Linked DNA regions of Homo sapiens: region 1 is linked to region 2. The links are chromatin loops, found by intact Hi-C in ENCODE. Cell type or tissue: PC-9. All regions are shown on one strand. Each heading gives the region's core, and the rest is flanking DNA. Links, peaks and the distances in the headings are about the cores only.

The links. Hi-C counts contacts between places; a loop is a spot of excess contacts. Peaks named below come from ENCODE experiments on the same cell type or tissue, not always from the same donor. Only the 100,000 strongest peaks of a DNase experiment are listed, where the experiment ranks them.
Region 1: a loop joins it to region 2, with 11 times the contacts of the local background. A loop is called at or near these places in 4 of 110 quality-filtered maps.

What each region holds. Positions count from the first base shown.
Region 1 is chr20:19,626,083-19,631,466 of GRCh38, reverse strand. All of the region lies in intron 6 of SLC24A3 (solute carrier family 24 member 3), which reads right to left. Among named protein-coding and RNA genes, the nearest start is that of RIN2, 130 kb to the left of the region's middle. In PC-9, for the core only: a CTCF peak has its summit at 2,723 (motif pointing left); a DNase peak (open chromatin) is centred at 2,696; H3K4me3 peaks cover 523 bases; H3K27me3 peaks cover 360 bases.
Region 2 is chr20:19,799,939-19,805,322 of GRCh38, reverse strand. All of the region lies in intron 2 of RIN2 (Ras and Rab interactor 2), which reads right to left. Among named protein-coding and RNA genes, the nearest start is that of RIN2, 44 kb to the right of the region's middle. RefSeq lists an enhancer at 2,584-2,878. In PC-9, for the core only: a CTCF peak has its summit at 2,347; a DNase peak (open chromatin) is centred at 2,652; H3K27ac peaks cover 1,109 bases.

The sequences.
Region 1 (5,384 bases), core at 132-5,131, 170 kb after region 2:
ACCTATACTTAAAAAAAAATAAAAGTTGATGTATTTTGGCTTTATTTTAGACATTCTTTGATGGATATGTCCTTACAACACTTCGCAAAATATTCACAATATCTTTTTATTTTCATTTTTGAGACAGGGTCTGACTCTGTCACCCAGGCTGGAGCACAGCGGTGTGATCTCAGCTTACTGCAACCTCCATCTCCAAGGCTTAACCTCAGTCTCCCAAGTAGCTGGGTCTACATGTGGTACTACCAGCCTACGCTAATTTGTGTATTTCTTTTTTTCTTTTTCTTTTTTGTAGACAGTGTTTCACCATGTTGCCCAGGCTGGTCTCGAACTCCTGGGCTCAAGTGATCTGTCCACCTCAGCCTCCCAAAGTGCTACAATTACAGGCATGAGCCACTGTGCCCAACACACAATACTTTCATAATAAAATACTTAAAATCCATATTCCACACACATATTGACATGGTCATGGTGATTATGTCCTGCATAATGAGGGTGGTTGTTAATATAATTGGTTTTTATTCTGAAGCAGCTAACGTGCTCCACCCATACAATTAGTTCAAGGGCCAGCATCTAAATTTCAAGAGGCTGTTTTCAGAGCACCATCCATTGAAACCCATCCCTCCTTGCTGTTCTGGTCCTAGGGTATGTTTTCATCCTGGCCTGCTCTAGGTACAAAGTCAGTCCTTTTCCATTGTAGTCTTTTCCAGTATAGACACTTTAAAAATCCTTTTGGATTAAATGGAGTTTAGCTTATGTCAGAGCTATGAAAATAAAGTTAAATAATAAAATGAGGTTATATATTGCTGAGTCAATTGGAAAAGAATGACTGCAATCCTGTTGTAGAAAAGGATACCTTTTAGCTAAAGAATAATTGGGGTCAGTTATATGTTATGTCTGGGATTCCATTCTAGAACTAGAATTTAGATCCTTTTCTCTCTCAAATGGTCTCCTTGATCCTAACTTGTTATTTAATTTCACCATCAGACCTTCTTTCAAAACAAAGCTAGAGTTACCTGGTCAGTGTAAGTAGCAGATGACCTGAAGATTACAGAAATAGACTTGGCAAATTAATTTCATATATCTCAAGTCATTTTGATCATTTAAGTCAAACATAGATGGATCTCATGAGAATTTGGGTGGCTTGTTGTCTCCAAACTTACTGTTATTAATGTGATTATTAAACAGATATCTTCAAAGTTACTAGCTGTCTTAATCTTATTTTCCAACGTTGTATAATGTTTTAAACTTTGACAATCTCCCTCATCTCCATCTGGGCAACTTTGCTCAAAATGGAATCTCTTATGAGAATAGCCATAGTGGCTTTTCATAGGATCTCTTGTGCCCTAAGCCTCTAAGATGATTTCTCTTTACTCACCAATAATTTATAGTTATTGCTTATACCTATGTCTTTTAAATTCTATACCAGAATTAAGTGATTTTGCACTAACATCACAATACCATGGGACTCTATACTTGTGTATGTATTTACCTTTACCAGAGAGCTTCATATTTTTGTATACTTTTGTTTGGCTTTCTAGAATCCTTTTGTTTCAACTTGAAGGTCTCTCTTCAGTATTTCTTGTAGGGCAGGCCTAGTGGTGATAACTCTCTCAGCTTTTATTTATCTGAGAAAATCTTAATTTCCCCATGATTAATGAATGGCAGTTTTTCTGCACAGTATTCTTGGCCGTCAGTTTTTTCTTTTAGCACTTTGAATATATCATCCCAATCCATTCTGGCCCGCAAGGCTTCTTCTGAGAAATCCATTGATAATCTTATGGATTTTCTCTTGTATGAGGCAAATCACTTTTCTCTTGCTGCTTTCAAGATTCATGTCTTTACTTTTGACAGTTTGATGATAGTGTGTTTGATGGCAAGGTCTCTTTGGATTAATTGTATTTGGAGTTATATGAGGTCCTTGAATTTGTATGCCCATTTCCTTCCTCAAATTTGCGGAGATATTGGCTATTATTTCTTCAAATAGGCTCTCTGTCCTTTCTTTCTTCTCCTTCTGAACTCCCATGATGTGTACATTGGTCCACTTGATCGTATCCTATATGTCTCTTAATAGCTCTTTGCTTTTCTTCATCCTTTTTGTTTTTTACCCCTATGACTTGATAATTTCAAATAACCTGTCTTGAAGTTTGCTGATTCTTTCTTTTGCTTGATACAGTATACTGTTGATCCCTTCTGGTGAATTTTTCAATTCAGTTATTGTTCTTTAGCCCTAGATTTTCTGTTTAGTTCTTTTTTATAGTTTCTTTTTGCTGATGCTCTCATTTTGTTTGTATATTGTTTTCCTGATTTCATTTAGTTGTCTGTGTGTGTGTGTGTGTTTTATAGCTCATTGGGCATTTTTATGATGGTTATTCTTAATTCTTTTTCAGGTAATTCATAAATCTTTATTTCTTTTGGGTCAGTTACTGGAGATTTATTAATTTATTTTTTCCTTTTATTGGGCCATGTTTTCCTGTTTCTTGTTTGTTTGTTTGTTGTTGTTGTTTTGTATGTCTTACGATATTTTGTTGATATGTGGACATTTGAAAAAACAAACACCTCTCCCAGTCTCTATGGACTGTCTTCAGACAGGGAACATCTTCTCCAATTAGCCCCACTAGAGATTCTGCAGGCCTCTCAAATCTTCCCAGCGGTTGCATCATCTCTGGGCCTACAGGTATAATTTCCCAGCTGAAGTGGTGTGCCTGTTTCTACTCAGTAGCTCCCCCTGGTGTCTGTCTGTGATGCTTTAATTTCTCTGGTAGTGGTGTAGCAAGCAGAACTGTTGCCTTGGTTCTCAGTGGCCCCCAGGTATCAAAAGTGTGCTGTTTCCCCACCAGCATTCTAGGTCAGGCAAGAAAGCAACCAGTCCCCTGAGAAGCACCCCCAAAATCCAGGCATTGGGTGCATGTTCTGCCTTTTTCTTTTCCTCCTGAAGGAGAAGCCATGAGTTTGGAGGATGGGATATAGTAGGTAAGTCCAACAAATGTTCTTCCCTCCTCCAATGTGTCTCTTCTTGGTGTTGTACTCACCTGGGGTCCTGTAACCTGTCAACTGGTTTCTGATGTTCTCACAAAGGCAATGTGGTTTATACATTGTTGTTAAGTTAATGTCTCCATGGGGGAAGGACCTGGGGCTTCCTGTTCCACCATCTTGCTGAAATCACTGATGCTCTCTCTACTCATCAGTGATATGAGTGCTCTCACTTCTGCAGGCTGAGATTATTTTCTTTTCTTTTTTCTTTTTCTTTTTTTTTTTTTTTTTTTTGAGATGGAGTCTCGCTGTGTCGCCAGGCTGGAGTGCAGTGGCGCAATCTCAGCTCACTGCAACCTCCGCCTCCTGGGTTCAAGCGATTCTCCTGCCTCAGTCTCCCGAGTAGCTGGGACTATAGGCGTGCCCCACCATGCCTGGCTAATTTTTTTTAAAAATTATTTTTAGCAGAGACAGGGTTTCACCATGTTGGCCAAGAGGGTCTCAATCTCTTGTCCTCGTGGTCTGCCCGCCTCAGCCTCCCAAAGTTCTGGGATTACAGGAGTGAGCCACAACTCCCAGCTGAGGGTATTTTCTTCTCAGTGACTGATTTACATTTTCCTCGAAATTACTTCAAATTTGCTCCTACCTGTGCTAATATACATCTCCTTATAGAATCCTTGTCACTTATTACTACTCTGTGTTTATACTTGTTCAATGAATGTGATAGTTAAATGTTTCACAAATCACTCAACAGAACATTCTTCTCAAGGGTGGGCACCATGGTGTTCCTCCTTCCATTAATTAATGTAGTGGAACAATTAAAATAATGTTGATCAGGCATGACTTATTCTTTTCTTTTCTTCTTACAGCTTGTTGTTCCTTTATTTATTTTATCATAATCTCCCTGAACCCCAGAATATTTACTTGTTTTCATTCTGTGCCTTTTTTTCCCCCCATCCTCAGTCCATCTGCCAAGTAAATATAAGAATCAAGGTTCCTTTGTGTCCATGGAAAGTGTAAGTAGACTTCCATGTAGAATGGTCAAGAATCACGTTAGGTTAATGAGTGCTGAAACAAATTAAAGGAATTCTCTTTTTCTCACAAAAGCCTACATCTTACATGTGGAAATACTATGGAGATAGTAGGAGAGTCAAGAAAATGAAGAATTTAGACATAATGGAATAACAATATTTTTACATGTTAAAATGAAGAAGATAGTGGTTGGGAAGAATGGCTTATGTGCGGTTGTACCACTTCTAAGAAACAACACAGACAGATACATGCATCTTGAGGGTAGGCACATATTTGAATAGAATGGGTCCCAAATGGATACTTTCACTTCGTCAGATCTTTCCTAAGTGCCTGTTGCATGCCAACAGCTCAATGAAATGACTCACTCCTGCTTTGCAGATAACAAGAGAATCTGATACGCTCTAAGTGGCTTCGCTCCTGATCAATCTGCAGATCTCCAGTAGGTCAGCCATTTCCTACCAGTTTGTATAACCTTGTAGGATGTTTTCAGTTAGAAGCAGGAATCCAGGTTCTTGTCCAAGGTCGCCCTTAAGACTTTCCACTGTGATCTTTTCACAGTATTCAACTGGCTCTACGTGACAGCCCATATTCATTTTGCAAGGGATGAGGAATGATCAAATAGGTATATTGTCAGTAATCAAAATACCCAAGGCCTTTTCAGTAGAACTGGGGGACTAAGATCATGAAAACAAATGTTTTTCCTCCACATCTACACTGCTCATTCTTACTCCTGGTACTTGGTGATAAGGATGCTTATGAGATGGAGCAAAGCCACTAGAGTTATTTTATATTTTTCAGGCTGTGGTAGAAACAGAGCACCAGCATTAAGGACTATACATTTACAAGGAAGCACTAACTACTTAAACGTAATCTCTCTTATGTTTTCCTGGGAAGAACTACTTAGAACCCAGGAGAATAGGACCAAGAAATATTCACCTACTCTTGAAATAAGTTGCATAGTTACTCTAAAGGTGGATTTTATTCTGTTCAACTCAACACCCTTTTCTGTCACCTTCAATAACAATGTACAAAAATAAGTGTCTTTTAGAAAAATATTGGAATTTCTTTCTCTATATGTAACTTACATCACAGTTTCATCATCAGGAAAAATGATAAGAATATTCTTGGTCTGCTTCATGCCTATCCTGGAACATAGAAAAGGTACTTCCCTGATCTGAGCCTCAGATTTCTCAGCTGAAACATGGAAGTAATAATGCATTTCTTTCTGGACTGACATAAAGATGAGCAGGATCATGTCAAGTCTTACTATAGAGCTTGGAATGTGGTTTCCTTTCTATCTGAATTCTGATGGATTTTGATTGGACTTAGTGACTACTGTAAGTTGAAAATTAATGTTTTATGAATCCAAGTAATATTAAAAT
Region 2 (5,384 bases), core at 106-5,105:
GCAGTGATGGTGGGATTGAGCCCTGGTGCCCACAGTGGTAACCTGCTCATGTCACAGACTGTATGGCCTCTTTGCCCTCCGTATGCCACTCCCTACTCCCTCATTGTGCTTCAGGGCATCCCTGCCCATATAAATACCCGCATCCCAATTTTTGACCAAAGCTAAGTCTCATTGTAATAAATAGTAACTAACACTCACTGAACACTTGAATGTGCCAGACGCCATGACACACAGGTAACTTGACTTCTCAGTGCTTCAGTTTTCTCATCTGTAAAATAAGGATAAGAATAGTGCCTACCTAAATAAACTAGAAAATCTAGCAGAAATGGATAAATTACTGGACACAAAGACCCTCCCAAGACTGAACCAGGAAGAAGTTGAATCCCTGAATAGACCAATAACAAGTTCTGAAATTTTGAGGGAGTCATAAATAGCCTACCAACCAAAAACAAAACAAAACAAACAACAACAACAACAGCAAAACAAAACAAAAAAAACCCACATGGATTTACCGCTGAGTTCTACCAGAGGTACAAAGTGGAGCTGGTACCATTTCTTCTGAAACTATTCCAAACAATTGAAAAGGAGGGACTTCTCCCTAACCCATTTTATGAGGCCAGCATAATCCTGATACCAAAACCTGGCAGAGATACAACAAAAAAATAAAACTTCAGGCCAATATCCCTGATGAATATTGATACAAAAATCCTCAATAAAATACTGGCAAACCAAATCCAGCAGCACATCAAAAAGCTTATTCACCACGATCAAGTCAGCTTCAACCCTGGGATGCAAGGCTGGTTTGATATATGCAAATCAATAAAGGTAATTCATCATATAAACAGAACTAAAGATAAAAACCACATGATTATCTCAATAGATGTAGAAAAGGCATCCAATAGAACTCCACATCCCTTTATGTTAAAAACTCTCAATAAACTAGGTATTGATGGAACATACTTCAAAATAATAAGAGCCATTTATGACAAACCTACAGTTAATATCACACTGAATGGACAAAAGCTGGATGCATTCCCCTTGAAAACTAGCACAAGATAAGGATGCCCTCTTTCACCACTCCTATTCAACATAGTATTGGAAGTTCTGGCCAGGGCAGTCAGGCAAGAGAAAGATAAAAAGGGAATTCAAATAGGAAGAGAGGAAGTCAAATTGCCTTTGTTTGCAGATGACATGATCCTATATCTAGAAAACCACATTGTCTCAGCCCAAAAGCCTCTTAAGCTGATAAGCAACTTCAGCAAAGTCTCAGGATGCAAAATCAATGTGGGAAAATCGCAAGCATTGCTATACACCAACAATAGACAAGCAGAGAGCCAAATCATGAATGAACTCCCATTCACAATTGCTATAAAGAGAATAAAATACCTAGGAATACAGCTAACAAGAGAAGTGAAGGGCCTCTTCAAGGAGAACTACAAACCACTGCTCAAGGAAATCAGAGATGACTCAAACAAATGGAAAAACATCCCATGCTCAAGGATAGGAAGAATCAATATTGTGAAAATGGCCATACTGCCCAAAGCAATTTATAGATTCAATGCTATTCCCATTAAACTACCATTGACATTCTTCACAGAATTAAAAAATAACTACTTTAAAATTCACATGGAACCAAAAAAGAGTCTGTACAGGTAAGACAATCTGGAGCAAAAAGAACAAAGATCTGATTTTTAGTTTTGAGTTTTACATTTAAGTCTTTAATCCATCTTGAGTTGATTTTTGTGTAAGGTATAAGGAAGGGGTCCAGTTTCAATTTTCTGCATATGCCTAGCCAGTTTTCCTAGTACCGTTTATTAAATAAGGAATCCTTTCCCCATTGCTTGTTTTTGTCAGGTTTGTCAAAAATCAGATGTTTGTAGATGTGTGGTCTTATTTCTGAGATCTCTATTCTGTTCTTTTGGTCTATGTGTCTGTTTTTGTACCAGTATCATGCTGTTTTGGTTACTGTAGCCTTGTAGTATAGTTTTAACTCAGGTAGTGGATGCCTCCAGCTTTGTTCTTTTTGCACACAACAAGCTTTCAATAAATGCTAGTTATTTTCCAGCAAGACTTGCTTATCCTTATTATTATCAGGCTTCTAAGCTGCATCTGCTAGGGTTGAAAGAACAGGGTAGAATCGAGGAAAATAGACAGGTAAAAGAGAATGAAGAGAAAGGAATACATTTCATCTTCATTAAGTCACTTTACAATTCTCAGCCCACAGATGGCAGTGCTGGCCTTTTTCACTAATCAGTGAGCAGGTAGAACAACAGGAACAATAAAGCATTCTCGGTTAATTGTATTTAGTTAATGAAGTTCTATTGCACTGAGGGCAGGAGAAGCCCGAGAACAAGAGAAGATAAAAGAGGGGTCTAGTGGGAGAGGCTGGTCAGGTTGTGCTCCTTGGAGTATAGGTCTAAGGCATGGACTGTGTCCAAGAGAGGATACATTGTTTCCAACAGGGTCCAGCAGGGGCTGGAAGACTTCGCTCAGGTATGCAGATGACTAGGGCTTGCTCTAGATGGTGCCAGAGCACTCCTTGGTGTACCATGAAATAGGGCACTAAAACCTAGCTTTTGAGGGGGCCTTCAGGACTCAGTCAAGGTGGAGAAGGGGATGGGTCACTCAGTTGGTATTAAAAATTAACCAACCCTAGCGACCCAGGTGAAAGTAGGGACTACCCAAAGGTGGCTGACTGACTGCTTGCCAAGGAATTCTTCAGTGATGTCATCCCTCCAGCCTGCCTTTCTATAACACAGCCTCACTCCAGACCTTTAGTCACACTGTGGCAAGGGGAAGGGAGGGAGGCCAAGCCCCAGGAACTCTAGGTATACTTTTTTTTTTTTTTTTTAAAGAAACTTTTTGTAGAGATAGTGCCCAAGCTGATCTTGAACTCCTGTCCTCAAGCAATCCTCCTGCCTTGGCCTCCCAAAGGGCTGAGATTACAGACATGAGCCACCACACCTGGCCTGGCCATACCTGGTAGGGGCAGCTCTTTCTGCCAAGCATGTAGGTCACCTAAGCACGGGGTGCTCGGGACAGGGCCCAGTGAAGTCACCCGGCCTGCTCCAAATTCCGCCTTGATACTGCCTAACTGGGTGATGTAGGGCAAGTGACCTAACCTCATGAGACTCAGTTTTCCCATCTGTAAAATGAGAATAATAACAATCCCACCTGTATAGGGCTGTCGTGATGATTAAATGTGACAACGGATGATGTGGTCATCAGTTCTCCAATGTTATATATTGGCTTTTCCCCTCTTGAAAATATTTTTTGCTCGGATAACCTAATGAAATATCGTATCTCAGAGTCCTGTGGCAGTTCCTATTATTGTTTATTTTACAACTGCATTTTATTGAAGTTATTTATTTATGAAAGTCAAACACAGGGATGTTTTATCTAACAGGAAGGACAGAGGAAGTGAGAAATCTTTGGCCTCAAAAGACAAACCTACAACATCATGATAAGACTTCAGTATTTATACCTGGAACTATGCACTTCCTTACTCTGTCATCATTATTATCAAGAAAATTCACATCTAATGCTCTTTGGTGTTTATTTAACATGCATTTATTAGGTATCTGCTCAGGTAAGGGTCTTTGCTAGAAGAAAAGAGGTGAAGAATAGGAAAGACAGACCAATCCCGGGCCTTCCCGAAATAAAACTAGGGATAGAGACATTGATCACAGAATCGCATAATGATGCCGGGCGCGGTGGCTCACGCCTGTAATCCCAGCACTTTGGGAGGCCGAGGCGGGCGGATCACGAGGTCAGGAGATTGAGACCATGCTGGCTAACATAGTGAAACCCCATCTCTACTAAAAATACAAAAAAATTAGCCGGGCGTGGTGGTGGGGGCCTGTAGTCCCAGCTACTCGGGAGGCTGAGGCAGGAGAATGGCGTGAACCCGAAAGGCAGAGATTGCAGTGAGCCGACATTGCGCCACTGCACTCCAGCCTGGGTGACAGAGCAAGACTCTGTCTCAAACAAACAAACAAGAACTCCATTTCAAAAAATAATAATAATAAAATAAAATAAAATAAAGAATTACTTGATGATTATTTTACATGATAAGGAAAAGAATATTGTGTAATATGAGCAGATACCACAGGATCTAAATTCATGGAGGGAAGGTAGACAGCTTCCTGAGAGAACTCTACACTTAAGTCAGAAAGGGAGGCACCCAACCAGGGTCCAAATTAAGAAATAGAGCAACAACATATTGTGCAGAAATAGTTCTCTAACATTTTTCTCTCTTATTGCTCTTACTCTGCAAGGGTTTGCTTTCTCTGAGAGCAGTTGTGTCTACAGGGCAGCGAAGGCCCAGCTCCCAGCCCAGAAAGAATGTGTAGTTAGAGCAGTGGTGAACCTCACAAGCTTGAAATCAGGCAGCTCTGGGTTGAAACTCCAGCAACACATTCAATAGTTGTGTGGCCTTAGGTAAGTCAGTTCATCTCATTCAACTTCTGTTTTCTTACTTGTAAACAAGCAAAATGATATTTTACACTTCAAACAGTGTTGCTGTGGGTTTAAATGAAATAGCTGAAAACAACAATGTTTATTTTGCTCATGAATCTGCTATAGGAGCAGGGATCAGCAGGGATGGTTTAGCAGGGACAGCTTATCTCTGCTCGATTTAGCATCAGTGGGGACAGCTCAAAGGCTGGGGGCTGGAGCCAGCCTTCTAAGTCCCATGTCAGTGGGGCTGTCAACTGGAGCACCTACATGTGGCCTCTCTGCAGGGCCTGGCTTCCCAGAAACATGGTGGCTGGGTCTCAAGGACATGTATCCTAAGGGATTTAGAGAGCTACGTGGAAGCCCCGTCACCTTTGCTAATCAAGACTTTGATGTCACTCGACATCACTTTGCCACATTCTTTATGTCAAGGCAGTCACTGTGTCCTGCTCAGATTCAAGGAGAGGGAAAATAGACCTCTCCACTTGATGGAGGAGTAGCAAGGTTTTGGAGGAGCCATGACTGTGACCCATGTTGAAAAATATGATCTGCCATAGTGGCCTATACTGAAATCCCATCAATGCAATTTCCTTTCAATGTGAAGATTTATAATTCTATTATAAAAAAAACTACAAAAAGTGGAGAACAGGAAGCAAGGTGGTGGGAACTGAAGAAAGAGAAGTAGAATCATTACTGCCATGTCCTCTTTCAGTTATTGCCAGGTTCTTTGTACTCGGCAGTGGTGTCATCCCTCAGACGGGGCAACAGCAGTGCCCACCTCGTGGTGGTGTTGTGATAATTGAATGAACTAACCCATTAAAGTGCTTAAAGCTGTGCTTGGCCCATGATGAGTGCTCTGAAAATGTGAATGGTTTCCCTTTATGCTCGTGGGCTCCTAACTTGTCCTGATCTTGATGTGGCCCTGCTGC